2 separate regions of the Homo sapiens genome follow, and region 1 is linked to region 2. A link is an interaction called in ENCODE POLR2A ChIA-PET data of the cell type or tissue named here. Cell type or tissue: PC-9. All regions are shown on one strand. Each heading gives the region's core, and the rest is flanking DNA. Links, peaks and the distances in the headings are about the cores only.

Region 1 (8,000 bases), core at 1-8,000, 120 kb before region 2:
GAAAGCTCAACCAGTAAGCATAATGCAAATAAATACTCCAAAATCCAAAAAAATCTGAAACACTTCTGATTCCCAGCATTTCATATGAGGGATACTCAACCTGTAGACATACGTTCAATCTCCAATCACTGCTCTATAATTTAATCCAAGGGAAAGGGTAATGTCAAAGTCATTGATTTCTGAATTTTGGTCCAGACTCAATGCATCTAATTTCAAGGGTAATATCACCTGACTCAATGCATCCAAACTTGAGTAAAACCACCTGACATATCTATTTTGTAAGACTACGATTAAAAAAAAAATCTAACTCCTTTATTAAAGGCTTTCCATCTACAGAAAAATATAAAATATTTTCATAAGATCTCTGAATTAAAAGTGATCTGAATAATTAGCTGACACTCATTTTCTAGATGTAAGAAACAATAACTTGCTCAAAGACACACAACTACCCAGGGTTTACACAAGGACCAGCAGCCTCAAGAAACTACGGGTATACATAGAGTAACATCGTTGGGACAAGAATGGGTTATGTCCCAAACCAGATTCTTGCCTGTTCTACCTTGAGTTAGTCAACTACTATAGTTGCAAGGTTTTCTGCTCAAAAAATAACTTAAAAAATTATACAAATAAAACAAAATTAATTTCTCTATTTACCAATTAGAAAGAGCCTGCAAAGCTGCATTCATGTAACAAGTATTTCCAATATTTTTCAAACCTGTAAGACCTATTAAGAAAAAATATACATGAAGTCATCATTCAATAATGCAAAATGACTCAATTTTAGGGGTCATTAATATGGTTCCCAAATTACATTAAGGACCACGGAAATACAATATAGCAACTTGAACAATTCAGAGAGGTCACACTTTGGGAAGCCTTACAATCACCAAAATTTTGAGTTTTACATAAATTCAAGGATTAAACAGTTCAAACTTTGAAATTTGCACAGGAAGAACAGTCTTTCCTATTAACATTTAAGACTACGTGTTTTTAAAAAGCATTAATTGAGACTTTTACATTTCTTATTATAACTAAAGTTTAATTATTTTGAGAAAATTAATGACAATGCAAAAAAACTCGTCATGATAAATGATAAGCAAACACCCTTTTCCTTTCCATTTCAACGTATTGCACTGAAAGTAGTATTTATGCCGGGCGCAGTGGCTCACGCCTGTAATCCCAGCACTTTGGGAGGCTGAGGTGGGTGGATCACGAGGTCAGGAGATCGAGACCATCCTGGCTAACATGGCGAAACCCCATCTCTACTAAAAATACAAAAAATTTGCCGGGCATGGTGGCGGGTGCCTGTAGTCCCAGCTACTCGGGAGGCTGAAGCAGGAGAATGGTGTGAACCCAGGAGGCGGAGCTTGCAGTGAGCCGAGATTGCACCACTGCACTCCAGCCTGGGCAACAGAGCGAGACTCCATCTCAAAAAAAAAAGAAAAAAAGAAAGTAGTATTTATTAGGTTGAACCATAGGAAACTGCTGACAATCTACAAAAATGGCAATTTCATATGGTTCAAGCTAATATTAAAACGAGCCATTGAATGACTGTTATCTCTTCCATATATAGTCAAGTTCACTTTCATCAGTTTACTTTCATTATTAAAAGATGAAATAAATACTACAAAAAATTATAAATGCTATTTGGATTTGGAGCAAAATGAAGAAAATTTAAAATTCTAAAAATCTCTAAAACAAGACTGAATTACCACTTATTGATAAGTATCCAGTAAAATTAATAGTGTGAGCTAAATTAATGGGTTAAAACTGGGAAATACATAAAATATTTATAACTTATCTCTAGTCATGTTAAGCTTAAACCAAAGTGTTAATTTCCAGATAATTATCTAAATATACATTCAATGTACCACTAGTATCAATTATAAAACAGAAAATTTTAAGCTTATACTAAGAACAGTGGGCCTAAAAGAATATGAAAAATCCAAATAGACCGGTTCTCAATTTAGGGGAAGAAGGGAGAAGTGTATCACCTGATTCTTTTTCCAAATGTTTTCCCCGGAACTTCTGCTAAGGGAATACCTTTATACCTAATACCTCCCCATCACTGACAATAGAAAAATGAGAAACACTGTTCAAACAGACCTCAAAAGGCAAGTTAAACAAAAAGATCATAAGGCTCAACTGCAAAAGAGTAAGTAGGATCCTACCTTTGGTAAACTGACACCAGAGAAACCAAAAGTTTGTTTTGCAAATAAAATTTTACTAGGCCAAATTTCAGAGTCCTTTTGTTTTAATTATCAAGCCCATTTTACCTCCACATTTTGAAACTTTTACATTATATGGTTTTCTAAAGAAATGGGCAGTGCCATACAAAGAAGCGTTACACAGGATTAATTTACCTCTGGCCCTAAGTTCATCTTCTTCATCCGCTTCTATATCCAGATCATCAAATACGGCAACCAGAGGAGTTTTTAATGTTGTATTACTGGGTATTTTAAAATCCTTGATAACAAAAAAAGATAGCACACTTGAACAAATCCTTAAATTTAAAAAAAGTTTTAATTGTAACTTATATAACATCTATACCATAAAAATTATTGAGATGTTATTTTAATAGTGGAACCATAAGAATTTGTGGTATTAGCAATTAAACTTACATTTATATTTTGAAGGAAATAAAACCCTAGGGTAATAGCATGTCAGTCCCGCTTTATTAACATATATATTTGAGTTAAAAAGGCACTTTTTACAACCGAATTTTCTGAATTAAAACTCCACAATAACTGCAATTATGTGACAGTAAACCATAGCTAAAAAGATCTCCGAAGGATACTATCCTACACTGTCTTCTCAGATCTCATTTTCAACAGGGAAAAAGGCAAAAGTTTTTCATCATAACACATTATCTATAGACTTCTACAATCTCTCCTGATACTTATTACTGTATTTACTTTGCACACTTTTTTTTTTCCGAAACAGAGTCTCACTCTGTTGCCAGGCTGGAGTGCAGTGGCACGATCTCAGCTCACTGCAACCTCCACCTCCTGGGTTCAAACGCTTCTCCTGCCTCAGACTCCCAAGCAGCTGGGACTATAGGTGCATGCCACAACGCCCAGCTAATTTTTGTATTTTTAGTAGAGAAGGGGTTTCACCATGTTGGCCTGAATGGTCTTGATCTCTTGACCTCATGATCCGCCCACCTCGGCCTCCCAAAATGCTGGGATTACAGGTGTGAGACACCACACCCGGCCTGCACACTTTTACGTATATTAAATAGTTCAAGCACTTACTTTAAATAATAATATTCTAATATTAATTTCCAACAATTGGCTTGACTCAGAGGTTGCAACTGATAACCTGTTAGCCAAATGCTAGTAAACACTTTAAAAAAAAAAACGAAAAAAACTTTGAGCTAAAGTTTAAAAAATTCGGAGACGACAAATAAAAATCAAAATTTGAAAGTTCTCTTGTAATATCAGAAGATTGAACTACAATGAACCAACATTCAGCAACACCCAAACAGAGAAGGAAACTGAATAGCAGAAAGAATTTAGCATGTACTCTGGTTCTCCAAGTTATTATAGCCTTACTTTACCTCTAAAATGCAGGCATATGCACTAATTCCCAACGATTTTACTTTCCTGACATCTGTAGAGACTGGACATTTGAGTGGACTTCATACTTTCATTTTGTTTTCATAAAGTAATTGCTTTTAAAAAGATACATGCTCACTACAAAATATCTAAATACACAGAAGTACAGAGGCTTAAATCACCTGAAATTTTACTATCTAGAAAAAATGTCTATTTGAAAAATCTTATTAATATTTGCATGGCCTCCAATATTTTACTATTTTGCAAATATCCTGTGGTAAACTGGATTTCAACAGCATATAAGTTTTGGACCACTAAAGAAATCTATCTGAACCACTGTTTTCTTCTGAATAATTTCTTCAACAATGGGATCATAAGGAAGTTGAATGAAATTAAGTTTATGCCTTTTATGTGTTAACATATTTACAAGTCATCAGAAAATTATTAACAAGCCATCAGGAAAGTATCAGTATACTTATTCTATCAGATTCAACATTTATTAAAGTTTGTAATCTTGATCTTTTCTGGCAGAAATGGCAACAGATAGCTTATTTAACTTACTTCTCTAGTAAGTGATGCTGATAGTTTTGCCTTTATATATTATTAGTTCCTTGTGTGATTAAACTTTAGTCATAACATTACACTTTTTTCTTTTTTAAAACTTTTTCTACTTATTACCATTCAGCTATCTTCAGTGGGACAAACTTTTGTTAATAATGTAAGAGGATTCAACGAAACGGCCATTTTCATACTATCTGGACTTTTGAAAAAGACTAAACATGTTTGTGAATGATAAATAGGTATAAGTGGGAGAAACAGTAATGGTTATAATTAACTAGAGCCATTCAACTGAGAAACTGAAAATGCAAGAAATTATTCTTTGACTAAAATCTAGCCATCTTTCATGTGTAAGGCAAGCAAATTTATTATCACAAATATCTACCATAAGAATGTGATACAAACATACAACAGAAAAACCTGACAGTTGGTATCAATGAACAAGTACAGAAATATGTGATTTCTATAACACACATGAGGAAAAAAACTTGCTGTTAATCAAATCTGATCAAATTCTGATCAACTGATGATCTGATTAAGAAGCCAACTATTCTAAGTTAATTTCCTTTTTCCTATTTTTCTATGACTTTAAGAATTCTGAAAATTAAGTGATAAATTCTGCAAGCAAACCCATGTGTTTTCTAAGTCTCTTGATCCAAAAGGAGAAAAATCTTTTTTTCTTTTTTTTTTTTAGATGGAGTCTCACTCTGTCACCTAGGCTGGAGTGCAGTGGCAAGGTCTCGGCTCACTGCCAGCTCTGCCTCCCAGGTTCACGCCATTCTCCTGCCTCAGCCTCCAAAGTAGCTGGGAATACAGGTGCCCGCCACCACACCCGGCTAATGTTTTGTATTTTTAGTAGAGACGGGGTGTCACCATGTTAGCCAGGATGGTCTCGATCTCCTGACCTCGTGATCCAGCCGCCTTGGCCTCCCAAAGCACTGGGATTACAGGCGTGAGCCACCGCACCCAGCCCAAAGGGAGAAAAATCTTTAACCCAAAGACTGATGCTAAGCTTTATTATATTCTACTTTGTTGTCAATAATAAGTAAAATGTTCACAGTAATACAAAGGGGATGGAGGGGAGGAGAGAACGGGGAAGAGAGCTGAATTAGTAACTGCCATATGCTATCAAAGAAGGCCCACCACCTTTCTTGAAATCAGACTTACCAGAAAAAGATAAAGACTACTTGAGTCATTTAAAAAAAAAAACTTCAAAAATTCATTAGGGCCTTTTCCATCTTCAAACAGGTGGGCTTCAATCTCACCCTAATCTAGCACTCTAAGCAACACAAGAAAGGGGAGTCTGAGTGCTTTATTTGAGAGAAAAAAGGCACATTACAGAAATTTTCAAAGTACAGGTTAGGCAGTATTCCTTTTGAAAATTTCAGCTACATGACAAATTCTGAAATTATTACCGGAATGTTTTACAGCTTAACTAAGTGGATCTAGATTATTACCTGGACACTGTTTTCTTGTATTTGGTGAGGTTGTCTTACATGAGGCAATGAAGGCTGAGTTCCTAATTTCCTATCCAAAAATACTTCTTTGCTGCAAGCATAACACCATACTCGAAGAGTGGTAAGGTTCACAGTTAGATAATGCTTTGTCTCCTATATAATTTCACAGTAGAGGGAAAAGAGGAACCAAAATTACATATACTTGAAAAGACTTCTTCAAAAGATAACAGAAGATAAACTGCTTGCCTTTGATGAGTAACAATATACTCAAAAGCTAATTTAGAACATGAAAAAAATTCTTTAGATAAACTTCTAAGGTATAATAAACAGTAACAACATCTAAGCCTACTCTAGAAATTACTCTGCCATTCTCCCCTCACTATTCATTATACAAAAAGATAAACGCAAGAGTGTAAGACCTTGCTTTGCAGTCTACAAATAAATATAACACAAGAAAATAATTAACAATAGCAAGTAACTATTCTAAGAAATCAGAATGGCAAAAGAACACAAATGACATGAGTCAAGGCATAAAACAGCTCTAGCAATACAGAATATATAATCTTGGAAAGATAAAAGTCTAGCCTTTCACAACCAGAGTTCTGCTACAGAATTAAGCCCTACAAAAAATGATCTGAGTGACTAATTTATCAATTCTCCCAATGGTGGTACACAGCAAATACCATCTTAGATGCACAGAAAGAGGCAAATGATATACAATGATGACTCAGAGCTTGGGTATTCAGGCTTAATTAATTCTATAGAGGAATCCTGGTTGAGAACAGTTGATGCTGTAGAGGTATCAATGTGCATCTTAAAACAAAGTCATTCGAGAAACTTTCCATTTAGAATGGGAGCTCTACATAACACTATAGAAGAGGCATGCCAGAGTTACATGGGAAGTACCAAACAACCAGAGCAAAGCAGAAAGGTGAGTCCAGTTAGGACTATGTGCAGGAAAAGGCAATATGACATGAGCTGAGACTTAAAGAAGTTAGCCAGGCCATGTCATAAACCTAAGCACCCACTCTCTCTTGGGCTTCAACCTCCTAATATGCCAGCTATCACCTTCAAATATCTGGATATACACTTTTTTTTTTTTTTTTGAGATGGAGTTTCGCTCTTGTTGCCCAGGCTGGAGTGCAATGGCACGATCTCGGCTCACTGCAACCTCCGCCTCCCAGGTTCAAACAATTCTCCTGCCTCAGCCTCCCGAGTAGCTGGGATTACAGGTGCCCACCACCACACCCAGCTAATTTTTTTGTACTTTTAATAGAGACAGGGTTTCGCCATGTTGGCCAGGCTGGTCTCGAACTCCTGACCTCAGGTGATCCACCTGCCTTGGCCTTCCAAAGTGCTGGGATTCAGGCGTGAGCCACCATGCCTGGCCGGATGTACACTTTTGAAATCAGTGCTTTCTTAATCACAACCTCATTCTAATGTTCATCCTCCTAGCAATTCCCTTCCCCATCCTTCACAGAGAATGTAAGTGAAGTTTTAACTTAGAGTGCAAATTTGAATTACAACTTGAATTAATAATGTTATACTGGCTTTCCCTTTCCTTCAGGCACTTTTTTTAACAAGTCTTCCATTAAATTTTTTATATACATACCTGAGAATGTATGGTGCTGTGATCTACTTGTGATTCACCACAGCCAACATATGAACATCTATTCTATAAATAATTATATAGGAAGAAAAATAAGGTACTTTATAATATACATGTAAATTTATAACAGCATTACAATTACATTTACAATTAAGTTTGGATTACCTGTTTTACATTCAATGAGTAAATGACTTTCCAGTCATTAAATTTAACCAAATGTTTCCAGGCACAAAATAAAACCAGGATATATTTCTAAGCTAAAAGCTATGTCATTTCTAATAAAAGGCAAGCATAAAATAGCTGAGTGATTTACTAAAAACTACAAAAGCACTACAGATTAAGATCTTTCCAAAGTTTAATTTTTGTTATTAATAATGACCTTTTAAAAGCAAGTTTAATTTACAAAAATCACTTTAAGTATCAAAAATTTTCTGGTTATGATTATTCAGATCCAAATTTATTATTATTATAGCAATCTTTTCAGGAAAAAACATATACACACCTCCAGACATGCCCAAAGATTTGGTCCTTGGACTTTACAATCCTGACAAGTACCCTATAAAAAGAAATTAAAAAGACAACATTGGTTATATTGACACAAACACATACAATTCACTAATGCACTAATGACATCATACATATTTTTAAAATACTGCTCATAGAGTATTACAGTAATTTATGAAAATTACACATTCAAGAGAAAAGTGAATAGTTTTTCAAGGAAGAAAAAACCTGTTTCTTACAAGGGATTTTTGTATCAAATCTTCTTTTGTTATTTCACCAACTGAATCCAAATGTGGACAATGATTTCGAAAAGCT
Region 2 (10,978 bases), core at 2,979-10,978:
GGTGCTCACGCCTGTAATCCCAGCACTTTGGGAGACCGAGATGGGTGATCACCTGAGGTCAGGAGTTCTACACCAGCCTGGCCAACATGGTGAAACCCAGTCTCTACTAAAAATACAAAAATTAGCCAGTGTGGTGGCACACGCCTGTAATCCCAGCTACGTAGTAGGCTGAGGCAGGAGAATCGCTTGAACCTGGGAAGCAGAGGTTGTAGTGAGCCAAGATTGTGCCACTGTACTCCAGCCTGGGCAACAGAGTGAGACTCTCTCTCAAAAAAAAAAAAAAAAAAGTATGAAGGCTTGACTGGGGCTGAAAGATCTGTTCCCAAGATAACTCACTCCTATGAATGGAAAGTTGGTGCTATCCATTAACAGAAGACCTAAGTTTCTTACCACATAGACTTTTCTATAGGACTATTTGAGTATCTTTACAGCATGGCACCTGGCTTCCCGCAGAGGGAGTGACCCAAGAGAGGGCAAGGTGGAAGTGATGACTGTTTTGACCTATCCTCAGAAATCTCATTCTTTCATTTCCACAATGTGCTGTTGGTTACACAGGTTAGCCCTATTCAATGTGGGTTGGGATGTGAGTAACCAGGGTGAGAGAATCATTGAAGACCCAATTTGGAGGGTGGCTATTTTAAGTTCCTATTGTCTATTAAGGGATACAGATTGGTAACAGCCTGCTTTCTTTAACTGTAAGTCTTATTTATAATTTTAGGTGATTGATTTGAAAGGAAAATGTAAACATGTATAAAATGGTCCACATTAAAATAGAACTTAGCCTATTTCATGTCCCTACTTGTAATAATCTTGAAACTTCAGACATTTCATTCATGGTCATTCAGAGGACCTGGTCTGGATTAAGGCTTTTAAAAAATATTACTTCAAATTTAGCAAAGTCATTACATGCCAAGGAGGATAAGGCTCAGTCCATCTTGTACCTCATGGGGCCCAAGAGAAGTAATTTAGGATGTTTGAAATCTTTAGCTAATCCCCAAACACAGTTTTCACTGGTTGCTTCATATGTGGGAATTATCTATTTTTCTGTTTTTATTGTTGCTGTTGTTGTTGACTTGTTTGATTTCTTTCTTTCTTTCTTTTTTTTTTTGTTTTGTTTTTGTGAGATGGAGTTTTGCTCTTGTCACCCAGGCTGGAGTGCAATGGCACGATCTTGCCTCACTGCAACCTCTACCTCCCGTGTTCAAGTGATTCACCTGCCTCAGCCTCCCAAGTAGCTGGGATTGCAGGCACCTGCCACCACACCCAGCTAATTTCTGTATTTTTAGTAGAGATGGGGTTTTGCCATATTGGCCAGGCTGGTCTTGAACTCCTGACCCTCAGATGATCCACCCACCTCCGCCTCCCAAAGTGCTAGGATTACAGGCATGAGCCACCGCGCCGGGCCTTGTTTGATTTCTTTTATGGTCATATTTATGGTACTTCTGAAATATGGGAAATAACAAAAGGTAGGATGATGATTTGGTGTAAACAAATATAGTATTACTTTTCTTTTTGAAAATATTAAAATGAGTTTTTTTTAAATGTAGCCTTTTGGGAGAAGAATAATTTCAAAATACATAGGAAATTTCAGCTAGTAAAAAAAAGACCCCCTTTTAATAGTAAATTGCATGTTCCATAGCTGAAATTAACTGCCTTATTGACCGCTGCTTCTGAAATAACTTCTCAGCTCTATTTAAATGTTAATTTTTTTCTAAAACCTTTTAAAACATGTTTGGGAATTTTGTTGAGAAATTCTTCCTATGTGATGTATTCTGAAATAAGAATTTCAACCAATGTTTTAATGAGTTTCTTTTTGTTTAAAAAAGTTTAAGATTAATGATTTAAATAAATGTTTCTAAGCTGGCATTGTCTCTGAAGAGTCAATAATGTTAGCTAGTATCAAATCTTCAACATGATATATTCTCACAGCTGCAGTCTTATTTTAGGAGGCTTCTTTAAACGATTACTTAAACCAAACCAACAAATAAGCAAGGTAGATCAATAATTCAAGACTCAACTCTGGAATCTCCCATTGTTGGATTGTCTTCTTATTATTGTTAGAAATTATTTCATGTAGAGGGTTTAATTGGAGCCCAGTTTAGTTTTCTTTCTTTTTTTTTTTTTTTTTTGAGACAGAGTCTTACTCTGTCACTCAGGTTGGAGTGTAGTGGTGTGATCTCAGCTCACTGCAACCTTGCAACCTCTACCTCCCAGGTTCAAGCAATTCTTCTGCCTCAGCCTCCCAAGTAGGTGGGATTACAGGCATGTGCCACCATACCCGGCTAATTTTTGTATTTTTAGTAGAGATGGGGTTTCGCCATCATGGCCAGGCTGGTCTCGAGCTTCTGACCTCAAGTGATCTGCGCACGTCAACCTCCCAAAGTGCTGGGATTACAGGTGTGAGCCACCGCACCTGGCCCCCAGTTTACTTCTTAGGATTTTTCTCTAATAGAGGATAGAGAATACTAATAGTACATGTATGTGGGTCTTATTTGTTTTGACAGTGGTACAAAAATTTAAACTGTTTAATATCTAAAGAATTTTCATTCTAAGTTATTTTTAAAAAGCTGTTTAGTTTTGTTAGCCTCAAGAAGACTTTGCCCTTTAGCATAACATATATTCCTTAAAATATGAGGGGAAATGTTACTTAAAGTAGAGAATATATACTGTGAGATACTGTCATCTCTTCATACCTTTTTTTTTGCATCTGGCCTAATGGACATATTTATGTATCATAAATATTGCTGATGCTGAAACTTCTTATCCCTTGGCTGTTTGGATAAGGCTGATAGGAAGGGTATAATTTGGTGCTTAAGTTCTGGAATAATGTGCCTGGGTTTAAATTTTATCATTTAGTTGTGGGATTCTGGGTAAGTTCCTGCTAATTTAATCTCTGTTTCTTCATCTGTAAAATGTGGATTATTTATTTATTTGTTTATTTGAGAGAGAGAATCTCACTCTGTCTCCCAAGCTGGAGTGCAGTGGTACGATCTTGGCTCACTGCAACCTCCACCTCCTAGGTTCAAGTGATTCTCCTGTGTCAGCCTCCCAAGTAGCTGGTATTATAGGCATGTGCCACCACACCTGGCTAATTTTTGAATTTTTAGTAGAGGCGGGGCTTCCCCATGTTGGCCAGGCTGGTCTCCAACTCTTGACCTCAAGTGATCCGCCTGCCTCGGCCTCCCAAAGTGCTGGGATTACAGGAATGAGCCACTGCACCCAGCAAAATGTGAATAATAGTACTTACTTTATGAGCTTTTGTAAGGGTTAAATAAATCAACTGAAAGCATTAGCACAGCACTGGCTGCATGTGAAATACCAAAACCAAAGCCTTGAGAGTTACTTCTAGAATCATAGCGTAGACATTCAAAAGTCTCCTCCACAAAGCAAAAAATGTCAAAAACAAAATTTTCAGAATTCTGAAAATGGATAAAAGACTTGCAAAAATTCAGAGAACATTGAATCAAGTAAAATGGCTGAATCTCCATAAGAGCAGTGAGCTTTGTGGATTTTTAATTTGCTCTCTTCCTTTTTAATAAAAAAATGTTTTGGGTGTGAGAGCAGAGTACAAGCTGTAGTGTCAGGAGTCATGGCAGGACAAGCATTTGGAAGTTTCTTCCACCCTGACCAAGTATTGGTTGAAAGATGTGCTGCAGAAACTACAACCAAAGGAGGCATTACGGCTGGGCACTGTGGCTCATGACTGTAATCCCAGCACTTTGGGAGGCTGAGGCAGGAGGATCACTTAAGTCCAGGAGTTAGATACCAGCCTGGCCAACATAATGAACGCTCGTCTCTATGAAAAATTTAAAAATGAGTGGGAGGATCACTTGAGCCTGGGAAGTTGAGGCTGCAGTGGGCCATGATTGTGCCACTGCACTATTGCCTGGCTGACCTGACAAAAACAAACAAAAACAAACAAAAACCCAAAAACAAACAAACAACACACACACACAAAGGAGGCATCATGCTTCCAGAAAAATCTCAAGGAAAAGTATTGCAAGCAACAGTAATAGCTGTTGCTGTTGGATCAGGCTCTAAAGGAAAGAGTGGAGAGATTCAACCAGTTAGCATGAAAGTTGGAGATAAAGTTACTTTCCCAGAATATGGAGGCACCAGGATTATCTCTTATTTTATTTTTCCATTAAGTTATTGGGGTACAGGTAGTATTTGGTTACATAAGTTCTTTAGTGGTGATTTGTGAGACTTTGGTGCACCTATCACCTGAGCAGTATATACTGCACCATATTTGTAGTCTTTTATCCCTCACCCCCCTCCTACTCTTCCCCTCAAGTCCCCAAAGTCCATTGTATCATTCTTATGCCTTTGCGTCCTCATAGTTTAGCTCCCACTTATCAGTGAGAACATATGATGTTTGGTTTTCCATTCCTGAGTTACTTCACTTAGAATAATAGTCTCCAGTCTCATCCAGGTCACTGCAGATGCTGTTAATTCATCCTTTTTATGGCTGCACAGTATTCCTTCATCTATACATACCACAGTTTCTTTATCCACTTGTCGATTGATGGGCATTTGGGTTGGTTCTACAATTTTGATTCACAATTTTGCTATTGTGAACTGTGTTGCTATAAACATGCATGTGCAAGTATCTTTTTCGAATGATGACTTCTTTTCCTCTGGGTAGATACCCAGTCGTGGGCTTGCCGGATCAAATGGTAGTTCTACTTTTAGTTCTTTAAGGAATCTTCACACTTTTTTCCATAGTGGCTATACTAGTTTACATTCCCACCAGCAGTGTAGAAGTGTTCCCTGATCACTGCATCCACACCAACATCTACTGTGTTTTGATTTTTTGATTATGGCCATTCTTGCAGGAGTAAAGTAGGTATTACACTGTGGTTTTGATTTGCATTTCCCTGATCATAGTGATGTTGAGCATTTTTTTCATGTGTTTGTTGGCCATTTGTATATCTTCTTTTGAGAATTGTCTATTCATGTCCTTAGCCTACTTTTTGATGGGACTTTTTTTTTCTGATTTGTTTGAGTTCATTGTAGATTCTGGATATTAGTCCTTTATCAGATGTAGAGATTGTGAAAATTTTCTCCCACTCTGTGGGTTGTCTACTTACTCTGTCAACTGGTCCTTTTGCCATGCAAAAAGCTCTTTCGTTTAATTAGGTCCTAGCTATTTCTTTGTTTTTATTGCATTTGCTTTTGGGTTCTTAGTCATGAAATCCTTGCCTAAGCCAATGTCTAGAAGGGTTTTTCCAATGTTATCTTCTAGAGTTTTTGTAGTTTCGGGTCTTAGGTTTAAGTCCTTAATCCTTCCTGAGTTGATTTTTGTATAAGATGAGAGATAAGGATCCAGTTTCATTCTCCTACATGTAGCTAGCCAATTATCCCAGCAACATTTGTTGAAAAGGGTGTCTTTTCCCCATTTTATGTTTTTGTTTGTTTTGTCAAAGATCAGTTGGCTGAACTATTTGGGTTTATTTATGTGTTCTCTCTTCTGTTCCATTGGTCTATGTGCCCATTTTTATACCAGTACCATGCTGTTTTGATGATTGTGGCCTTATAGTATAGTTTGAAATCAGGTCGTGTGATGCCTCCAGAATTCTTTTCGCTTAGTCTTTCTTTGGCTATGCAGGCTCTTTTTTGGTTGCATATGAATTTTAGAATTGTTGTTTCTAATTCTGTGAAGAATGATGGTGGTATTCTGATGGGGATTGCATTGAATTTGTAGATTGCTTTTGGCAGTATGGTCCTTTTCACAATATAGATTCTACCCATCCATGAGCATGGGATCTGTTGCCATTTGTTTGGGTCGTCTCTGATTTTTTTCAGCAGTGTTTTGTAGTTTTCCTTGTAGAGGTCTTTGGACTCCTTGGTTAGGTATATTCCTAAGTATTTTATTTTATTTTTTTGTAGCTGTTGTAAAAGGGGTTGAGTTCTTGATTTGAGTCTCTGCTTGGTCGCTGTTGGTGTATAGAAGAGCTACTGATTTGTGTACATTAATCTAGTATCTGGAAACTGCTGATTCTTTTATCAGTTCTAGGAGCTTTCTAGACAACTTCTTAGGGTTTTCAAGGTAAACGATCATATTGACAGCAAACAGTGACAGTTTGACTTCCTCTTTACCGACGTGGATGCCCTTTATTTCTTTCTCCTGTCTGATTGCTCTGGCTAGGTCTTCCAGTACTATGTTGAAGAGGAGTGGTGAGAGTGGGCATCCTTGTCTTGTTCCCATTCTCAGAGGGAATGCTTTCAACTTTTCCCCATTCAGTATTATGTTGGCTGTGGGTTTGTCTTAGATGGCTTTCATTACACTAAGGTATGTCCCTTGTATGCCGATTTTTCTGAGAGTTCTAATCATAAAGGGATGCTGGATTTTGTCAAATGCTTTTTCTGCATCTATTGAGGTGATCGTGTGATTTTTGTTTTTAATTCTGTTTATGTGGTGTGTCACATTCATTGACTCACATATGTTAAACTGTCCCTGCATCCCTGGTATGAAACCCAGTTGATTGTGGTGGATTATCTTTTTGATACGTTGTTGGATTCAATTAGCTAGTGTTTTGTTAAGGATTTTAGCATCTATGTTCATCAAGGATATCGGTCTGTAGTTTTGTTTTTTGGTTACGTCCTTTCCTGGTTTTGGTATTAGGGTGATGCTGAATTAGGGAGGGTTCCTTCTATCTTGTGGAATAGTGTCAAAAGGATTAGTACCAATTCTTCTTTGAATGTCTGATAGAATTCTCCTGTGAATCCATCTGGTCCTGCACTTTTTTTTAATCGGTAATTTTTTAATTACCATTTCAGTCTTGCTGCTTGTTATTGGTCTGATCAAGGTATCTAATTCTTCCTGATTTAAGATAGGAAGGTTGTATTTTTCCAGGAATTTATCCATATCTTCTAGGTTTTCTAGTTTATGTGCGTAAAGGTGTTCATAGTAACCTTGAATGATCTTTTGTATTTCAGTGGTATCAGTTGTAATATTTCCTGTTTCTTTTCTTAGTGAGGTTATTGGGATTTTCTCTCATCTTTTCTTGGTTAATCTTGCTAAAGGTCTATCAATTTTATTTATCTTTTCAAAGAGCCAGCTTTTTGTTTCATTCCTCTTTTGTATTTTTTTTTGTTTCAATTTCATTTAGTTCTGCTCTGATCTTGGTTATTTCCTTTCTTCTTCTGGGTTTGGGTTTGGTTTATTCTTGTTTGTCTAGTTGCTTGAGGTATGACGTTAGATTGTCTGTTTGTGCTCTTTCAGACTTTTTGATGTAGGCGTTTAGGGCTATGAACTTTCCTCTTAGTACCACCTTAGCTGTATCCCAGAGGTTTTGATAGGTTGTGTCATTTTTGTCATTCAGTTCGCAGAATTTTTAAATTTCCATCGTGCTTTTGTTTTTGACCCAGTGCGCATTCAGGAGCAGGTTATTTGATTTCCATGTATTTGCATGGTTTTGAAGGTCCTTTTTGGAGTTGATTTCCAGTTTTATTCCACTGTGGTCTAAGAGAGTGCTTGACATAATTTCAGTTTTTAGTATTGAAATGCGAGGTACTATTACATTCACTCTGCTCTTTGTTGCCTGTGTACTTTGGTTTTTTTTTTTTTGTTTTTGCTTTGTAACTTGTATTGTATTGTATTGTATTTATGTATTTATTTTGTGACGGAGTTTCACTCTTGTTGCCCAGGCTGGTCTTGAACTCCTGACCTCAGGTGATCCGCCTGCCTCAGCCTCCCAAAGTGCTGGAAGGTGCTGGGATTGCGGGCATGAGCCACTGCACCTGGCCCCCCCTAATTTTTTTAATTAGAGGATGTGGTGGTGCGTACCTGTAGCCCCAGCTACTCGGGAGGCTGAGGCAGGAGGATCACTTGAGCCCAGGAGTTTGAGGCCGCAGAGTTATGATTGTGCCACTGCACTACAGCTTGGGTGACAGAGCGAGATCCTGTTTCTTCCAAACAAAACACTCTAGAAGTTTTCTAGAAGTTTTCTGGGTTGTTGTTTTTTTTTTTTTTTTTGCTTAGCTGGCTACTCTACAGTGTTTGCAATTGTTTTTTAATGAACTGTCAGAAGATTGGAATTTCATATGTAGAGTTGTTATGCTAGCCAAAAGCACGACTGTCTTTCAGTTATACAAAAGTTAATCAAAGCTACATATAAGGAAATATGTCTTAGAATAGCAACACTGAGCTTATTTTGTTGTTTTTGTACTAAGTTTTGCTTCATTATAATCATAGGTTATAATACTTGTAAGTAATCTATGGATGATAAAATTCTCCTCCTCTTTTTAAAAAATGCTTCTTCAGTTGTTCTTTTTGGTGAACTATAAGATACAGTATTGCTGGCCAGACGCGGTGGCTGACGCCTGAATGCCAGTACTTTGGGAGGCTGAGGCAGGCGGATCACTTGAGGCCAGTTCGAGACCAGCCTGGCCAACATGGCAAAACCCCATCTTTACTAAAAATACAAAAATTAGCTGGGTGTGGTGGTGCATGCCTGTAATCCCAACTACTCTGGAGGCTGAGGCAGGAGAATCGCTTTAACCTGGGCGATGGAGGCTGCATTGAGCCAAGATCCTGCCACTGTACTCCAGCCTGGGTGACAGTGAGACCCTGTCTCAAAAAAAAAAAAAGATACAGTATTGGTTTTCTGTATGTTCTGTGGATTTAAATAATTGGATTCAGAATGAACTAAGCTTGTTAAAAGTTTTACTCTTTTTAACAACTCTATTGAAGTAAAATCAATTCAGATTTTATTAGCTATAAAATCCTCTTGAATGGTTTTTATGGTTTAATCAAATTTATTGTATTTTGATGTTAGCAAAATCCTATTTTCTTTCCTTTATAGTTTATCTTCTTATATCAGTGTATTCTGCTTTTTGGTTTTCTGGGTTTTTGTTTTGTTTTGTTTTTGAGGCAGGTCTGGCTTTGCCAGCTAGGCTGGAGTGCAGTGATACAATCACAGCTCACTACAACTTCAACCTCCTGTGCTCAAGTGATCTTCCCACCTCAATCTCCTGGGTAGCTAGGACCACAGGTGCATGCCTCCACACCTGACTAATTTTTTTAGATTTTTGTAGAGACAGGGTCTTACCATGTTACCCAGGCTGGTTTCAAACTTCTGGGTTCAAATGATCCTCCCAAAGTGTTGCAATTACAGGCATGAGCCACTGCACCTAGCCTGTATTCTGTTCTAACCCACCGTGCTCTTAGCTTGCAGAACACAGAGAAGTACGGCATACCTACAGCCTGGAGTCCCTTTGTCACTGCCCATTTTACGAGGAAGCCATGCATTTAGTTGAAGAAGGAAAAATTTACTCCAGAGTACTGAGGTACCATTTCAGTTTTGTTTATGTTTATGAAGGATATTAAGGTGTTTGTGTGGTACTTACTAAAAATGTTTATGAAAATAGGAGAAAATATGTTTTTAGGTCCAAGTAAAGAAAAAATTATTTTTACATGTTCTGTCAGTATTGAAAAAACATGTTTTATATTAAGGTCCTGAGGTTAAGCCTTGTTTGAATCCAAATTTATAGTAGGCTTGATCTTGAATGTAGTTTAACAATTGTCTCCCCTGTTTATTACATAGAACTGAAATGTTGGAGTGCCTAGGAGACAGTGATTTTCTTGCCAAACTTCACTGTATTCGACAGGCTTTTCAGGTATTTTTTTAACATTAAGTGACTTCACCCAGCCACTCATCCCCACCCTCATGCTGTAGAGTCCAGTGCAAATAAACAGGACAGCTCTGTGCTCTTGATTATCCCTATTCCTAATGACAAATATAAAGTCCACTAAACTTATTTTTCCTCCCTGCTACTTGCCTTCATTTGTTTCCATATTTCATTATCCTCTCCCATGGCTTCCCAGGCCCACGACACTTTGTCAAAACAGGATATTTTGATACTTCAGGAGTGTAAAAATGGCTGCTTAAAATAAAAACACTCTTTCTTATTAATTAGTGTGTATTTGAGATTTAATTTCAGTCAATTATAAAATTGATTTTCTAAAAAGAAAATAACAAGAATATATTTGTTTTCTTATGTTTTGGGGCTATAGGAAATTTATTTGAGACTGTAATATGATTTTGAACAGAATTTAAATTCAAATTTAACTCCCTTTAATCTTTTTTTGACTATAGGTTTCAAGAGTTCTTTTTATTTTAGTAAATTAGGACTTTCTCTGTGAGCTGCCTGTTGAAATAGCACCACATGCAATGCATTAACTGTTTTAGGATTATTTGTGCTATTAAGTTGAATGTCCATTCACATTCATTATAGGTCTCTTTTTTCTTTGGGGATGAATATTTTTTCAGGTAATTCTTTCAGAATCAGCTAACAGGATATTCCTCGCTGAGAGCGGAAGGAAAATTTTATCAGCTTTAATTGTGAAAGCACGAAAGGTAAACTTGTTCTGTTGGCAAGATTTTTACCATTTACAAAAGTTGTTTTTACCCTTTGAACTGAAGATTAAGACATTAAATTTTTGATAGAAGAAAAATTTTTGTGGATAGTTGAAAAGGGCATTAAGTTATGCTCGGGTTGAACTATGTATAAAGTCCACACTATTTCAACCAAGTTGTTTCTCATAAATTATTTCCAGTTTGCCATAAACTCTGTAAATGTCATGGTGAGAATTATCATTAGATCTGCTGCTATAACCATCACTGTTATTATTACTAATGCCTCCTCTTTTATTACCTCAATCCTGTTCAGGAAGAGGGTTACAGGAAATAGCGTAGGTCTCAGAAATCTGGAATACAAATTGAACTGCCTCATCTTCATGTAGTTGAATGAGGCAGAAGCAATGACAAGAACTTCATTCAGACTGTAAGGAACCACCTTACTTTATGCAAGGTTTGTCCAGATGATGATAAAACAAAACAAGCCTTCCTTGAGCCATTTGCACACCTAGTTTTCAGACTCAATCCCTTTGAACTTTAATTCTTTCATTTATATAATAGAATTGTATTTATATTACCTCATTTCAGAGGGTTTTTAGGATGATTAAATAAATGAT

Evidence for each region. Peaks named below come from ENCODE experiments on the same cell type or tissue, not always from the same donor. Only the 100,000 strongest peaks of a DNase experiment are listed, where the experiment ranks them.
Region 1: POLR2A ChIA-PET joins it to region 2 with 18 read pairs; 5 of 35 experiments call an interaction of 5 or more read pairs at or near these places.

What each region holds. Positions count from the first base shown.
Region 1 is chr1:77,733,693-77,741,692 of GRCh38, forward strand. It overlaps USP33 (ubiquitin specific peptidase 33), which reads right to left. Exons shown (of 24, transcript NM_201624.3): 2 at 7,925-8,000; 3 at 7,684-7,737; 4 at 7,185-7,247; 5 at 5,573-5,725; 6 at 2,364-2,466; 7 at 655-724. Among named protein-coding and RNA genes, the nearest start is that of USP33, 22 kb to the right of the region's middle. In PC-9, for the core only: no CTCF peak of the experiment used is centred there; no DNase peak of the experiment used is centred there; H3K27ac peaks cover 496 bases.
Region 2 is chr1:77,849,766-77,860,743 of GRCh38, forward strand. It overlaps MIGA1 (mitoguardin 1), which reads left to right. Exons shown (of 16, transcript NM_001416120.1): 9 at 9,173-9,291; 10 at 9,549-9,621; 11 at 10,275-10,361. It also overlaps the pseudogene HSPE1P25. Among named protein-coding and RNA genes, the nearest start is that of NEXN, 33 kb to the right of the region's middle. In PC-9, for the core only: no CTCF peak of the experiment used is centred there; no DNase peak of the experiment used is centred there.